Regions from separate parts of the Homo sapiens genome. Here region 2 is linked to region 1. The links are chromatin contacts, found by Hi-C or POLR2A ChIA-PET in ENCODE. All regions are on one chromosome and are shown on one strand. Each heading gives the region's core, a stretch centred on a gene start or an enhancer-like site at or near the end of the contact. The rest is flanking DNA. Distances are from core to core; before and after follow the strand shown. Region 1 overlaps ZNF236-DT (ZNF236 divergent transcript). Region 2 has its middle 230 kb from the start of GALR1.

Region 1 (4,711 bases), core at 2,130-4,629:
ATCCTCACTAAGAAAACTTGTAAAAAATATACCTGTATATCAGGCAGAAGGAAGATGATGCCAGATGAAGGTCAGACACACAAAAATGTAAGGATGAAAAACTGGCCAATACTTAGGTCTAAACAAACAAACAAAACAAATTAGACTACATAAAATAATCCCTTCTGCAGTTTATGTATTTTTTTTTAAGGGGCCATGCTAGTCTTCTCTGTATCGTTCCAATTTTAGGTGAATGCAAAAGTAATTGTGGTTTTTGCATTGTTGGAATTTGCTGTTTGATATTGGAATATGTTCTTAAATAAATATGTCATACATCATTTTAACGGGCATTTCTCGCTTTATTTTTTTTGCTAATGACATTACTTGCTGTTTATTTTACGTTTATTTTAGACTATGGAAATGATGTTAGACAAAAAGCAAATTTGAGCAATTTTCTTATTTGAGGTCAAAATGCAGAAGAGACAACTGGCAACATCAACAATTCATTTGGCCCAGAAACTGCTAGGGCACACACAGTGCAGTGGTGGTTCGAGAAGTTTTGCCAATAGATGCCGGCCTTCAGAAGTTGACAGTGATCAATTGAGGGCAGTCATCAAAGCTGATCCTCTTACGCTACAGGAGAAGTTGCCAAAGAACTCAACGTTGGCCATTCAATGGTCGTTTGGCATTTGAAGCAAATTGGAAAGATAAAAAGCTCAATAAGTGGGTGCCCCATGAGCTGAGCGAAAATTTTTAAAAATCATCATTTTGAAGTGTCATCTCTTATTCTACATAACAAGAACAAACCATTTCTCAATTCTATTGTGATGTGTAATGAAAAGTGGATTTTAAGTGCCGGAGCAGTGGCTCATGCCTGTAATCTCAGCACTTTGGGAGGCTGAGGCGGGAGGATAACTTGAGGTCAGGAGTTCAAGACCTGCCTAGCCAACATGACGAAACCCCATCTCTAAAAACATTAGCTGGGTGTGATGGCGGGGCCCTGTAGTCCCAGCTACTTGGGAGGCTGAGGCAGGAAACTGCTTGAACCCGGGAGGCAGAGGTTGCAGTGAGCCGAGATCGCGCCACAGCACTCCAGCCTGAGCGACAGAGCGAGACCCCTCTCCCTGCCTCCCTCGCCCCCCAAAGAAGAAAAAAGAAAGCACAGCCTTCCGTTGAGGCCTCTGGGCGATCCAGTAGGATAGGTCTAGGCGCCGACTGCGTGGGGACCACGCACGACCGTGACAGGCGCAGTCTTGAGGACACTGGCTTTGAGAGCAGCTGAGGGACTGGGCAAAGAAGGGGCTGCAGGTATGGGGGTCAGGCCAGCCCAGGGGAAGTGCGCACGGGTGTGCGGGGGGGTCATTCAGGGCCCTGACGGAGCTAAGGGGAGGATTTAGCCCTGAGTCGGCTCTGGGGTGTGGGGTGGCGGGATGGGGTGCCCTCCCCGGGGCCAGGGCGAGCAGGGTGCGGGGCTCCTGGAGGCTAGCAGGATTAAGGTCGTTTTTAGGATGAGTGAGCTCTGCAGGTTCCCTGCTTTCAACCCGGAAGGAACCTGGGCCCACGTGGGAGTGGGATTGGGGGGTGAGACCCGCAGCCCACGGAAGGGGCGCTGAGACGCGCGGCCGCGAGGGTCAGGGGTGCCCCACGGGAGCGTGCGGCTCATATTATTAGGAAGGTGTCCAGTGCGTCGTGCCCCGGCCGGGCGCCAGGTGGCGGCAGAGGCCGGTGCGGCGCAGCTTCTTCGGCCGCGGGACAGCGGTGCCCCCAGGGTAGGAGGCTGGGGCTGGGCTGGAGCAGAGCCGGAGGGAGGAGTGCGGCCAACAAAAGACCATCCGCGAGCGCCTGAACTTGGGTGTGGAGTTGTATTTTAGGATATGTTAAAAAGTTAGGAATATTAAGTAATTGGCACTTGGCCGGGAGCGGTGGCTCACACGTGTTATCCCAGCACTTCAGGAGGCCGAGGTGGGCGGATCACCTGAGGTTGGGAGTTTGAGAACATCCTGGCCAACATGGCGAAATCCTATCCCTACTAAAAATACAAAAACTTAGCTGGGCATGGTGGTGCGCGCCTGTAGTCCCAGCTACTAGGGAGGCTGAGGCAGGAGACTCCGTCGCAAAAAAAAAAAAAAAAAAAAAAAAAGGCACTTAATCCCAGACTGAAACCCTCTTTTCAGACTCTACATTAAGATCTTAAAGAACTTAGGCCCAGGCAGGCGGGTCACTTGCAGTCAGGAGTTTGAGACCAGCCCGGGCAACATGGCAAAACCTGTCTCTACTAAAAATACCAAAATTAGCCGGGCTTGGTGGTGCGAGCCTGTAATCCCAGCTACTCCGGAGGCTGAGGCAGGAGAATTACATGAACCCGGGAGGCAGAGGTTGCAGGGAGCCGGGATCAGGCCGCTGCATTCCAGCCTGAGCGACAGAGCGAGACTGTCTCAAAAAATAAATAAATAAAATAAAATAAAATAAAGAGCTTAAAGAACTTAAGAAAACACCAAATACTTCAGAGGTACCAGTGGCAATGTAATTAATGAGGATATTCAAGGAAGGTGACATAATTGCCAAGGTAAAAATAATTAAACAATTTCCAAAAGTCTATTTCAGTGAAGGAAACATTTGTCTTTAAGGGAAACATCAATGAAAATTATGTTTATGGCAAAAATGAGCCCTTTCTGCAAGCTTCATTTAGAAAATTGTGGGCATAATTACCATTTTACACAAAATAACTCTGTAGAAAGCTTTTTGAAATAAGCTTCTATTGAAATAAAATGCCAATTAATTACCCATTTAACTTATTAAATGAGAACTATAGGGTGCTAATTTTTAAATATTTTTTAAGTTGCTTTGAAATAATACCTTTTCTTTGAGACTTGAGAACATATATAGCTAATATGAACTGATGAAACAAAGATTTTTAATTACTTCTTTTATTATTTACCTATATATTCTGTATCAGTTAATTTCATTGCTTAAATTATTAATGTCTAATATGCCACTTGAAGCATTCATATTCTGAAAATGATGTAAGTTACACATGTAGGTTGGCCGAAAGTATTATATACTAGGACACAGCGGAGTTTGGGAGTGTCTGCTGCCTGTCCAGGAAGCTGCAGGTTTATGAGTTGTAAATGTAGGAGAATTCAGTTCAGTATAAATAGTTTAGCTTCCTGTTATATTAGGATAGGCAGTTAAGCTTATGTTTTTGCCATAGACAAATTATCATTATCTGTCAGGCCTACAGTTTAGGTTTTGACGTAACTCTTCAAGTACAAATGGAGAATGCATCCCCAGCAGCACTGCAGTCCTCGTTCACACCGAGTTTCGGTACAGTCAGGGGTTTTGAAGTCAGTACCACGGGAGACGCAGACGGAGGATGAATGAAAGGCACAGAAAAATCCTAAGGTAGAAATGGGGGGAACGGAAAAGCAGACAGACACTAGAGGGCGCAGGAGGAAAGTGGGTCGGAGTCCTGGAAGAGGAGGCGGGCTGGGTGAAGGAAGACAGTGAAGAGGGCACTCTGAAAAACCCATCCGAATCTTTCAGTGTAGGTAGGCACCACCCACAGCATGTTGTCATTGCAAACTGGTTCCTTCCATACGTCCCGAAAGGCTCTCCATGGTAGCTTACATCTCTCTATTTGACACTTGATGGCTTTCTTAAGGTATTTAGGTCCATTTACTAAAAATGACTCATCACTTGTTAATTAAATAAGGTTTATACATTTTTTTCATTTTAATTTCAAACATAGGAGATAAAGAAAAAAGGTGCTTGTGGCCAGGCACGGTGGCTCACGCCTGTAATCCCAGCTGAGGGGAGGCCGAGGCGGGAGGATCACCTGAGGTCAGGAGTTTGAGACCAGCCTGGCCAACATGGTGAAACCCTGTCTCTACTAAAAATACAAAAGTTAGCCAGGCGTGGTGGTCCTAATCCCAGCTGCTCGGGAGGCTGAGGTGGGAGAATCTCTTGAGCCTGGGAGGCAGAGGTTGCAGTGAGCCAAGATTGCGCCACTGCACTCTAGCCTGGGCAACAGAGCGAGACTCCATCTCAAAAAGAAAAAAAAAAAAAAGAAAAAAAGAAAAAAGAATAAAAGTGCTTGTTCACCCGTACTTTGTGCATGTCAAGTGATATTGAAAACCAAATCTGTAGGCTGTGCCTGGTGGCTGACGCCTATAATCCCAGCACTTTGGGAGGCCAAGGCGGGCGGATCACCTGAGGTTGGGAGTTCAAGACCAGCCTGACCAACACAGAGAAATCCCATTTCTATTAAAAATACAAAATTAGCCCAGCGTGGTGGTGCATGCCTGTAATCCCAGTTACTCGGGAGGCTGAAGCAGGAGAATCGCTTGAACCCTGGAGGCAGAGGTTGCAATGAGCCAAGATCGCGCCATTGCACTCTAGCCTGGGCATCAGGAGTGAAAAAAAAAAAAAAAAGAAAACCAAATCTGCAGACGAACTTGAGTGCCTGTGTAACAGGTTGTGTTGTCTGTTGTCTATTGTGTTGTGGACTTGTGTTGTCCATATGCCCTTTATGCAAGTTATTTACCAAAATAGCGCTTTTTGAATCGTGTTTTCCATTTACTATTTCATAAGACATAGTATGTATCTATATTATAAAGTTAAGAACAGCAGAAAAATGTATTTTCATTTTACAAGAATGACTTCAATTTAAGTTAGTTTTTATTCACCAAAATCCATAATGTTCCATGTGTCACAATAAAACAAAGCAGACTTT
Region 2 (5,153 bases), core at 1,527-4,026, 670 kb after region 1:
AGGACACACTTTTCAACAAACGGTGCTGGGATAATTGACTAACCACATGTAGGAGAATAAAACTGGATCCTCATCTCTCACCTTATACAAAAATCAACTCAAGTTGGATTAAGGACTTAAATCTAAGACCTGAAACATTAAAAATTCTAGAAGATAACATTGGAAAAACCCTTCCAGACATTGGCTTAGGCAAGGATTTCATGACCAAGAACCCAAAAGCAAATGCAATAAAACCAAAGATAAATAGATGGGACTTAATTAAATTAAAGACCTTTTGCACGGCAAAAGGAACAGTCAGGAGAGTAAACACACAACCCTCAGAGTGGGAGAAAATCTTCACGATGTATACATCTGACAAAGGACTAATATCCAGAATCTATAACAAACTCAAACTTTAGCAAGAAAGAAACAATCCCATCAAAAGTTGGCTAAGAACATGAATAGACAATTTTCAAAAGAAGATATACAAATGGCCAGCAAACATATGAAAAAATGCTTAACATCACTAATAATCAGGGAAATACAAATCAAAACCACAATGCAATATCACCTTACTCCTGCAAGAATGGCCATAATCAAAAAATCAAAAAACAGTAGATGTTGGCATAGATGCTGTGATCAGGGGACACTTTTACACAGCTGGTGGGAATGTAAACTAGTACAACCACTATGGAAAACAGTGTGGAGATTCCTTAAAGAACTAAAAGAGGTAGAACTACCATTTGATCCAGCAATCCCACTACAGGGTATCTACCCAGAGGAAAAGAGTCATTATATGAAAAGGATACTTGCACATGCATGTTTATAGTGGCACAATTCACAATTGCAAAATTGTGGAACCAACCCAAATGCCCATCAGTCAAAGAGTGGATAAAGAAACACACACACACACACACACACACACACACACACACACACACTGGAATACTACTCAGCCATAAAAATGAATGAGTTAATGGTATTCACAGTGACTGGGTTGAAATTGGAGACTATTATTCTAAGTGAAGTAACTCAGGAATGGAAAACCAAACATCGTATGTTCTCACTGATATGTGGGAGCTAAGCTATGAGGATGCAAAGGCACAAGAATGATACAATGGATTTTGGGAAATTGAGGGGAAGGATGGGACAGAGGCGAGGGATAAAAGTCTACAAATAGGGTGCATTGTATACTGCTCAGGTGATGGGTGCGCCAGAATTTCACAAATCACCACTACAGAACTTACTTATGTGACCAAACACCACCTGTACCACAATAACCTGTGGAAATTAATATATATATATGTGTGTGTATATATATATATACATGTATATAATTTGAAGATATTTTCCATTTTATATAATCCAAATGTATCAACAATGAGATTTCAAAATGAAAACCACATAGAAACATTAAAGCAAAAATATTACTTAACCTGTTAATAAATCATAATTTCTGGTTGTAAAGTTCTATGTGCAAAAATGTAAAAGAAAAAAATTGAAATACAATACTGGCAAACAACAAAGATTATCTAAAGAAAGTTATGCTAATCATCAAAATGATATTCTCAGTTTCAATTTTATAAATAGAGTAGATAAAAAAATTGACAATAATAAAAAAACAATGTCTGAGTTGGGCAATTTCTCAGACTCATAATTTGGTTAACCTTGCTGATCAATTACTTTTAACTGAAAGAGAGAGAGAGAGATAGAGAGATCAAACAAAAAAGACTAATAAAATTATAAATCTACAATTAAAACAACTATCCACTTAGTCTAGACCTCCAAAATACCCCCCAGTAAACCTCAAAACAGACCTAACTTTCCACTTCACAATTGCTACAAAAAACCCGGACACTTAAAAAATGCCAAAAACTAAAACAAAGGAAATAACAGCATGCAACAAAAAAAATAGGGATACTCCAAAAAAACTTCAAGAGACTTTTCCCTTCCTTCTTACTAGCAACCTGGGAGAAATAAAAATTATTTTTTTAAAAAAGATACAAGCTCTGTTGACACTGGAACTACATTATCTCGAATTAATCTCACATTGCAGAGTCTCTTTTCTCAAAATTAACAAACAATTCAAATGATGGGTGTCAACGAGTACTCCTATATTGGTACATAAATTTCAGCCTATAGCTTTTCAGCGAAATCTTTCTCAGTCTATAGCTTTACAGCTAGATCTTTTACAAGACTCATATTTTTCTCTTAGTTCCCTCAGCCCCATCCATTTAACAAAAAGAAACTTTAAAAAATATACTCACATTTCTTTTTCCCCAAATGCAGGCATGTGTTTAGAATTAGAAGACAAAAATGAATTACTAGATATAGTGAGTTTTTGGAATCTGATTCTCTTCATTTACAAATTGCAAATTATGTTACCAAAGAGGACATTAAATTATTGAGTGATAAAGAATTACAAAAACTGCTAAAGGCATACTGGATTGTCTGTGGTCTGTCTTTTGCTGACATAAAAAACAAGAAATCTTGAAGATGATAATTATATAGCCTGAGCCATACTTGAGTTAATGTTGACTGCATCTGGCTGTAAGTCAACAACATGGGAAGAAAAATCTTTATTTTCATTTTCTGTCATCCGAGAGTGAACATTTTGGCTTAACAGATCTACCCCCTTGGATGTGGAGAACACATACTTATTGATTTGTACATGAGGCTTTCCATTAGCACGTGAAATTAGCATGGATTTCTTTTTTTGCTCTTCGTTGATGTACCAGTAGGGGGTGGATCCACATCGGGTTGGTGACTCAGTCCTAGTCTCCGTGGAATAGTGATTACAGGAAGTACAGGAGCACACACTGTCCCTCCCCGCTTTTGGCAATAATCCCCACTGTTTCACAGGAACTGAAACAGAAGCAATAATTTTGTCCCCTTGGAATAAATGGTTCTGAATAGTCAAGATGGAAAATATAGCACAAAGTCATGGCTTTCACTACAAAGAGCTGGGCCTCTGCAGTCAGATAAAAAAGGGTTCCTGTATTAGTTTTAACACGTTTTCTGTGTAACCTTGAATATATTATTTAACTTCTTTCAATTCATTCATCTATAAAATGTGGCTAGAAGTACTGTCCTTGTCTGGCTGTTCTGAGGACCAGGAATAACATACATAAGATATCTGGCACACGAAAACTGCTGTGTGTACTCTTGTAAAAATAGACCGTGTATGATGTATGCCGAAAACCCATGAGCTTCTCCCTCTCCTCTGGAAAGGAAGTGAGATTTTGTAAAGTTGTATGAAGAAGCACTTTGGTCTGGCATAGGAGGAGGTTTTCCAGACTTAGGAAGTAAAAATACCAGATACCCAGTTAAATTTGAATTTCAGAAAAGAAATGAATAATATGTTTTAATATAAGTATATCCCATGCTATGTATGGCATATACTTGTTTAACTGGGTGCTCTGTACCTTATATGGCAACCCTATGGGAAACTGTTTTGAAAAACTTTTTTTTTCTTTTCTTGGACTATTCTAAGGTCTTATTCTTTCCTCAATAGTCTCATCCTGTGTTTGACAATGGTGGTGCTTGCTGAAGCAGCAAACTGTAGTGATGGCCTGGGCATAAATGCCCTGTTATTGGAGCACTCCTTGTTCTTCATTTGTGATACAGTCTACTACACAGGTTTGCATATTGTTACAATTCAATTGGTTAATAAATATCATGGATTTGGAAACATGACTGGCACTTAATAAGTTTTCCAAATGTTAATTATTTCTATATTTAATTTATTTTAGTATGTTCACTTTTTTCACATTTTAAGATTTTAAAATTTGAAAGTGTGTTTGAATTGATGTCGATTTACAATTGCTGTTGGCTTGGCGGCAGTTGTAATGTAGGAACATGCACAAACTTGAACACCACTGTTCATATCATCATGGCTTCACTTGAGTTATATGCACCATTTGAAAAAACTTCACTTCTTGGAAAAGAAGGCATGGCAGGGGATCTCAGAGGAATAGCGGGGAATCTCAGAGGAACATGGCAAGATAAGTCTTTCCCTTAGAAAGAAATCCTTCCAAGGCTCAGAGAAAGAATAGAAAGGCTGGGCTTTCATGGATAAAAGCCACCGGAGTATGAGGAAAGCGTTAGTTCTTGGTGCATTTTCTTTTTTTTAAAAATTTTTATTATTATACTTTAAGTTCTGGGGTACATGTGCAGAATGTGCAGTTTTGTTACATAGGTATACACGTGCGATGGTGGTTTGCTGCACCCATCAACCCGTCACCTACGTTAGGTATTTTTACTAATGTTATCCCTAACCCCCCACCCCTGACAGACCCTGGTGTGTGATGTTTCCCTCCCTACGTCTATGTGTTCTCATTGTTCAACTCCCACTTATGAGTGAGAACACCCGGGGGTTGGTTTCTCTGTTCTTGTGATAGTTTGCTGAGAATGATGGTTTCCAGCTTCACCCATGTCCCTGCAAAGGACATGAACTCATCCTTTTTTATGGCTGTATAGTATTCCATGGTGTATATGTGCCACATTTTCTTTATCCAGTCTATTATTCATGGACATTTGGGTTGGTTCCAAGTCTTTGCTATCGTGACTAGTGCCGAAATAAACCTATATGTGCATGTGTCTTTATAGTAGAATGATTTATCATCTTTTGGGTATATATCCAGTAAAGGGATGGCTGGGTCAAATGGTATTTCTAGTTCTAGATCCTTGAGGAATCACCACACTGTCTTCTATGATGGTTGAACTAATTTACACTCCCACCAACAGTGTAAAAGAATTGCTATTTCTCCACATCCTCTCCAGCATCTGTTGTTTCCTGACTTTTTAATGATTGCCATTCTAACTGGTGTGAGATGGTATCTCATTGTGGTTTTGATTTGCATTTCTCTAATGACCAGTGACTGTTGTTTATAAGGTACCCAGTCTACAGTATTTTGTCATAACAGCCAGGAAAGATAAGACAATCTCTCTATGCTTCAGTTTGTCATCTGCAACATAGGAATTATAATAATACTTACCTCTTTGGTTTATTGTGAATATTACATAAGTGAGTACGAGAAAATCACTTAGAACTTTTCCTGTCACATAGTAAGTACTAAACAAATGCTAGCTATTTTATTCTTACCATAACGGTAGTAGGGCATACTGTTGAAATATAAAATCTAGAGCCAGACTGCCTAAAGTGAAGTTCCTTA

Evidence for each region. A loop is a pair of places that touch in the nucleus more often than their neighbours do. ChIA-PET counts read pairs that join two places held with the same protein, here RNA polymerase II (POLR2A). Pooled maps may share reads with other maps.
Region 2: a loop to region 1 is called in a map of PC-9, with 6 times the contacts of the local background. The contact joins two enhancer-like sites. A Hi-C loop is called at or near these places in 3 of 168 maps with a recorded cell type or tissue (B cell, CD4-positive, alpha-beta memory T cell and PC-9) and 8 of 50 pooled maps. POLR2A ChIA-PET finds 5 or more read pairs at or near these places in 1 of 52 experiments (Panc1).

The regions. Positions count from the first base shown.
Region 1 is chr18:76,800,517-76,805,227 of GRCh38, forward strand. All of the region lies in intron 2 of ZNF236-DT (ZNF236 divergent transcript), which reads right to left. It also overlaps the pseudogene RNU6-346P. Among named protein-coding and RNA genes, the nearest start is that of ZNF236-DT, 19 kb to the right of the region's middle. RefSeq lists a silencer at 1,760-1,809. Within about 2 kb of position 3,380, at least 3 of the 41 ENCODE cell types and tissues checked have a DNase peak (open chromatin) inside an H3K27ac peak, as active enhancers do.
Region 2 is chr18:77,476,060-77,481,212 of GRCh38, forward strand. No RefSeq gene overlaps it. Among named protein-coding and RNA genes, the nearest start is that of GALR1, 230 kb to the left of the region's middle. Within about 2 kb of position 2,777, at least 2 of the 41 ENCODE cell types and tissues checked have a DNase peak (open chromatin) inside an H3K27ac peak, as active enhancers do.